Linked DNA regions of Mus musculus: region 2 is linked to region 1. A link is a contact called in ENCODE POLR2A ChIA-PET data. All regions are on one chromosome and are shown on one strand. The core of a region is the stretch at or near the end of the contact, and the rest is flanking DNA. Distances in the headings are between cores, read along the strand shown. Region 1 holds the start of Zscan10 (zinc finger and SCAN domain containing 10). Region 2 holds the start of 6330415G19Rik (RIKEN cDNA 6330415G19 gene).

Region 1 (3,188 bases), core at 683-3,182:
CACTGCTCACTGCAATCTCTTCTCCTGGCTTGAGCAAGAGGCATTGTTTCGAGTTCAGTAAGTTTTTGCCTGTCATTTGAAGTGATTTACTTTAATGACTTGAACACGTGCAATGGAACAGCAATAATAATAGTACTACGTAGTAGTAGTTGCCACTTTGAAGTTTTGAAGTCCTAAGAATCAAAGTACGGTTCAGGGAAAAAAAATCTGTAATAAACACCCAAAAACTAGGAGGATGAGACTTGAGATGTAGTTCTCTTAGTAGAGTGCTAGCCCTACCAAACATGTGGGAAGCCGTGGGTCCAATCCCCAGTATACAAATGTCCTCTAAATCCTAGAACTTGGGAGGTAGAGACAGGAAGATCAATTGAGTTCAAGGTCATCCTCAGCTCAGTTGGTGATTCAAGGATACACGACTCTGTCTCAGAAAACAACAAACATATTAGAAACAAAAAGGAAAAGGAGAGAGAGGTTATGGAGCCAGCCACAGGTGAGGCAGGACTGAAAGTTTCAGGCTCGCCTGGACTTAAGTGAAGTACAAAGCTGGCTTGGGCAACTTAGTGAGATTCTTTCTCAAAAATAAAAACACAAAGAGGGGTTGGAGTAGTATCTTCAGGGCCTGTGCCCAGCCAGCACATCGAGCCCTAATTTCTGGCTCACACACACAGGAAACAGCATTGCATTTCGCTGTCTGAAGAAGCATATGAAATATGATATGGAGGCGCTCCAGGCTCAGAGCGTGGCTGCTTTTCCGGAGCTCATGAGACTTCAAGTCCCAGAACTCACATGGCAACTCCCAACTGTTGGTGGGACCCAGTTCCCTCTTATAGTGCGCAGATGCACATTCATACAAACCCTCTGTATATAAAATAAATAAACCTTAAAAAAATAAAAACAATTAGAGAGTGAAGTCACTCTGGCCACTCTGCAGCAGATGCTCGTGAGTTCCAAGCGTTTAGCAGCCCAGTCAGTTGCCTGCTGCTCACTTCATCCCGCCCGGACTCACTTGCTAGATCAACCTATTAATCCTACAGGTTCAGAGAGTCCAAGGTGATTTACTCACAGCTTCACCCGGTGCTGCAATACTGCTTGCTAAAGTGGAAATGGGGTTCCGAACCCACTATTTGCGTCCTACCCCATGAAATTTTGCCAGTATTAGCTTGGAGTATGACAGCATAGATAAGAAAGAGAGAATTCTAGATTCTGGTCAAAGGCCCGCCTAACCACACAGCAGCTGGAATTTCTAGGTGAGGACTTGCCAGAGGTTTCCAAGAGATGGAATTCAGGCAAGTAGGCCTTAGAAAGCCTGTCCCTCCCCCAGGTCTCCAGGACAAAAGGCCTATTAATATGCACCTCTGTAGGGGGTTGGCTGGGTGTGGGGCGAGAAAGCTCTTTAGTGAAATCTGGCCGGTCTAAATTTGTATGTAGGTACTGCTATAAAATCCACCTACACACTAGGGAGCTAGAGTGGTCCTCTGCAAGAAATAACCCCCTTTCTCTGCTAGCAGTCTAACTTGCTCAACTCTGTTAACTTGTTTTTTTTTTTTTTTTTTTTTTTTTTTTTAAGGCAGAGATCCCCTTCTGGTGCTAGGAACGCATGGCATCGTCACTTCTGGGACCCTCCCTCATGTCTCCAAGGCCACAAATGCATCATGCTGTGTGGCCTTGGAGTCTCCAGCACGAGTTACCCGCTCATTATAACCAAGACTTTTCTAGCTCTCAGCCTACCAGTAGGTCCCCCGAAACACCCTTCACTCTCCACAGTGCTGTAAGCCTACACCCCAGCCCTCCAACTCACCACTCCAGGTACCGACGCCTGAGGCCGAGATGTTTGGGGATCCTTGGGAGAATTCAGGGTAAGAGGCAGCGTAGCCTAGTTTGGGAAAGGAATCCCGGGAAATGGAACAGGAAGTTCCCTGCCTGACCCATCCCTTTCAGGTAAGGGGATAAAGGGGCTTCCAGGAATTAACCCTTCACCTCCCAGTCTGGGTGGGGTAAGGAAGAGGGAGGAGCCAGAAACAAACCAAGGGAAAAGTGATGACTCCAGATTCTAACTTTGCCAAGCTTCTGTAAGAGTTAAGTTACTCTAAGCCAGAGCTTCTCCATCTACGCGGAGACAGACTGATGCCCTTTTGGGGCCAAGAGCTTCTGTTTTACGTGCTTGCTGTGTGTAGGCCTCTTTGCTTGGCTTTTCATTCATACAACAAATATTTATCTACATGTTTATTAAACAGCAGGCTCTAAGGACATGGAGCTAAACTGAGGAATGAGGCCCTGCCCCAGGTGGATTTGGGGTGTGGGGGTTGCATTCCAAGGAACAGATGAGACTGCAGTTGTAAGAAAATAAAATAGGTCAATTAGAGTGGAAAACACCTTTAATTCCAGCACTCAGGAGGCAGAGGCAGGTGGATCTCTTATTAGTTCAAGACCAGCCTGGTCTACATATTGAGTTACAGGTTATAGTTACGTGGTGAGACCTTGTCTCAAAGTAGAAAAGGAGGGGGACAGAAGGCAGGTGTGATGGTTTACACCTGCAGTGCTATCTTTTCCAGGTTCAGCTAAGGCTGGAAGAGTGCCCTGAATTCCAGATGGGCTTGGTGTAACAGAGTGAACTTGTCTCAAAAACTCAAAACCAAAGGGATACATCTCAGTTGGTAGAATGCTTTCCTGCCAAGCAGGAAGCACACATCATAAAATTGGGCATGATCGTGCACACTTGTAATCTCTGCATCTGGGAAATGGAGGCAGGCCTCTTTCAGCTAATATGAAGTCTGAAGTCACTGGGCTACATGAAATCCCGCCTCAAAACAAACAAACAAAAACCTGGGCCACTGACTTCCACAAGTAGTCCTCTGACTTCCACATGTGCCCCCACCCAACCTATAAATAAGTAAATAAATAAATGTAGTGAGAAAAAAATTAAAACATACACCGACAAGAAGATGTGATAAAGATGAGTGTTCCTCAGTCCATATAGCTTTTAAAAGTCTCCCCCACCAGAATCCTGCTAGTGGCTTTGTCCTACTAACAGCGCCCTCCGCCTCGCCCCGCCTCTCAGGAGAAGTTACCTCCACAAACCCTTTGGAGCCCACTTTAAAGTCAAACTCTCCCCTTTGCATTGATGGGCTTTCTTAGTTACATGCTCCCAAATACAGAGGAGGATTCCTTCCGGGAATCAGTGGTGCTAT
Region 2 (3,323 bases), core at 587-3,086, 50 kb after region 1:
GCAGACAACCTTATCTCCACTCCAGGGAGCTCAGGCCAAGCAGACATCCTTACTGTCTCTGCAGCTGTCGAGGGTAAGAAACCTATGGTTATGGTGGGCCTAGTTTCCTGCCCCATGGCTTGGAGTGATAGCTTCACTCTCAGCAAGAGTCCAGCCCCAGTTAAGTCACTCTCCTCCTACAGGTTAGTCCTTAGAGTCAGGGTTAGAATGGCAAGCTCCTGTCAAATGCTCCCTTGTGTAAGTTCTAGGACAGGACAGTCCTGCTTGCTTCAGGCGCCTGTCCACTGTTTGGTACCTAGCAAGTCCACAGTAAATATTTGTTGTACATTGATTATACCCAAATATTCACTCTACAAATATCGGCAACTTCTTCCTGATGCAAGAAGTCCCTGACCCTGTGCTGGTCTGAAGCCAGTTACCCAGAATGCTCTCTGCTTCCCCTCCTCACTTCTTCCACCCACAATAGGCCACTGAAGGTTGGGATGTCAGCCCAAGGTTGACTCTGACCCCATCCCCTCACCTAGGCTGTGTGGCTTATCGGGATGAAAAGGGCTCGGACTTTGTCCAGACACTGGTGGAGGTCATCAGAGCCAACCCTGGAAGAGATCTCCTTGAGCTGCTGACTGAGGTGTGAGGAACGGGGTTAGGAGGGGAGAAAGAGGGGCTGGATCTGTGGGAGTGTTCTCATTACCTTCCACTTAACCCAGGGAAAGGAGAAGCAAGGAGAAGGCTCTCTCTCTCTCTCTCTCTCTCTCTCTCCCTCCCTCCCTCCCTCCCTCCCTCCCTCCCTCCCTCCCTCCCTCCCTCCCTCCCTCTTGCCCTCACATCAAGAGATGCTCAAATACAGGGCACATTGGTCAGACAAACTCAGCAGCAGCTATTACATACACTAAATAAAGTTCAGGAGAGGAGGACACCAGAAGCCATTGGGAGGAGGGGACTGAGGTGGGGGGTATACTGGGAAGTAGAAGGAGCCAGCAGGGGGTGCAGGAAGGGAGGTGCCACTGGGTTGTTACAGAATAGGGTCAGTTCATTTGTACAGTTTTGCAGGCTAATAGGGAGGTCCTCTTCTTGTGTTGAGGTCAGGGTGGGCAATGCTGGTCTGGCTGATTATATGATTATATATATGGGGTGGGGAGCCTTTCCCTTTGGGTGGGGGACTTTTTGGTTGAGAGCAAGGAGCTCATGTAAAACTGCTGGGTTAGTATTAGGCTCAAAGATGATTAGGTAGCACTTGAAATTTTAGGCTTACAGAACAACAGACACAAGAGTCGGTCATTGAGGAGCATGCCTGTAGCTGGGAGGTAGTGGCAGGACCAGAGACTGAGACCAGCCTAGGATTCATAGACTATTTCAGAAAGTATCGACCTCTCCGCAAAAACCCCTCCAGCAGACAATGACTGCAGTGGGTGTGATGGACTGAGCCCCTCAGGGCCTAGCTGAGTGTCAACAGGGTCAACAGGCGGGTGTGTGAGCTGGACGTCCTGGGGCCAGACAGTGATGAGCTGTGCAAAGCCTGCCTGGAGATCCGCAGCTTGCTCAGGCGCCGGCTCTGTTTATAGGACGAGCAACCTCACCACTTCCCCTACATCCCCTCTTCACACCCTGTCATCGATGCAGCAGTTTGGGCGTGGGAGCTCACATAGCGCCAATAAATATGTATGTGTTCATGATCGGCGTGCTCCGGAAAATGTATGCTCTTTCTGAAATACGTGAGATAATGGGGAAAGTTACCTGGTAGTAGATAGGGGATCGACTGTGCTCTCGGGAACCAGAGGTTGAATCGGGTCTGTGCTTCCTGTCTGGGACTACGGAACCTCACAAGGCTGACCTGGATATGCTGGGAGAGGCTTAGGGAGAAAGAAGTTCTGGGAAGGATCATCTCCGGAACTATAACTCTCGCCTCGCTGAGTCCCTGATGCGGGCGGTCTCAATCTCCACATGGCGCTGGGGCCATGGAGTTGCCAGAGAGGCGAGCCAGCACGGGTCTGGAGACTGGAAAAGACAATTGTGGATACTTCAGTGACGTGATAGGGCAAGTTCATGTGGGTTGTCCCTGGTCTTGAGTTGAGGGCCAGCCAATGGAGGAGATCTGAAAGACGAGCCTCTAGGATCCGGAAGGGCTTCTGCTGACTGACTGCTCAGGAGTCTGATTATATCGGTTCAAACTTGTGGAGGCTCCTTTGAGACTGTCACTAAATAGATTGGCTCAATAGGTAGGATTTTTCTTTGGTTTAAGCATGCGCAGTAGGCGCTTGAATAAGTCTTATGGAGAGAGCTAAGGCCTGAGTCAGTGTAGGGCCGCGTGGCCTAATGGATAAGGCGTCTGATTCCGGATCAGAAGATTGGGGGTTCGAGTCCCTTCGTGGTCGCTGCGTGCATTTGCTTTTTAAAAACCTACCTTAAAATTTCCCATTCTCAAATTTGCTTTTCAAACTCTTGTCTGGTACCCCGGAAGGAAGACCAGCATGTTTGTATTAAGTAGGTGAAGTTATTATCTCAAGACAGACTACGAGCAGCTCGAATTAGTGCCAAGGAAAGGAACCGAATAGATGCTAGATTGGATTGCTTACGTGGTGGGTGGGAGGTGTCCCAAGGGAACGTTAAAGACATTTGATTAAAATAAAAAACTCAGTAGGCTATCTGGGTGAATGCAATTGTCACTGAACTGAACACTTGAAAATAACTAAAGCAGTAAATTCGGTTTATATGTCCACAGCTTTAAAATCCATGAAACAGTAAGAAAATTAGATTTCTTACAATGTCCAGGCACACCTGTAATGCCGGTATTTAGGAGGCGGAGGCAGGGGAATTAAAAGCCACTGGGCTACATGAGATCCTGTCTCAACAACAACAGAGGCGTCTCCTTACAGGTCCAGTGTAAATATAAATTTTTAAATAGCAAGAATATGTCCCAGATTGAGTTGACATTTAACCTGGTGTGTGTGTGTGGGATATCTCTATTTAAGGGATTCGGTCTAAGTGGAACCGTTGTCATCCCTACAACTCCCAGGAGAACCACAGAATGGGAGGGCGGGGTACCAGCTCACGTGACAGAGCCTTGTGCAGAATAATTTTCTCTTTAATGTTACAGTGGCTTAATAAAGCTTGCAAATATGTTATATCAGACACACACATGAGATAAAGGAGAGTCAAAAGGACACGAGGATAACGCAACTGGGCCGGAACCCACAAGCCTCAAGCCAAAACTCGACCTCAGGTTCTTCCGACTGTGCTGTTTAGTTGTTGCTGTTGTTGTTTAATTTACTTTAATTTTTTTGAGGGGGGTGGGTATCAAGTAAAATATATAGGCCAGTTGTATA

Evidence for each region. ChIA-PET counts read pairs that join two places held with the same protein, here RNA polymerase II (POLR2A).
Region 2: POLR2A ChIA-PET joins it to region 1 with 13 read pairs in embryonic stem cell. The contact joins the promoter of 6330415G19Rik here to the promoter of Zscan10 in region 1. POLR2A ChIA-PET finds 5 or more read pairs at or near these places in 5 of 5 experiments (Patski and embryonic stem cell).

The regions. Positions count from the first base shown.
Region 1 is chr17:23,599,570-23,602,757 of GRCm38, reverse strand. It overlaps Zscan10 (zinc finger and SCAN domain containing 10), which reads right to left and starts at 1,932. Exons shown (of 7, transcript NM_001289481.1): 1 at 1,799-1,932. It also overlaps a transcript of Zfp13 not described here.
Region 2 is chr17:23,549,312-23,552,634 of GRCm38, reverse strand. It overlaps 6330415G19Rik (RIKEN cDNA 6330415G19 gene), which reads right to left and starts at 1,836. Exons shown (of 2, transcript NR_126484.1): 1 at 1,735-1,836. n-TRccg2 (a tRNA gene) reads left to right here and starts at 2,300; the gene lies at 2,300-2,372. It also overlaps the pseudogene Casp16.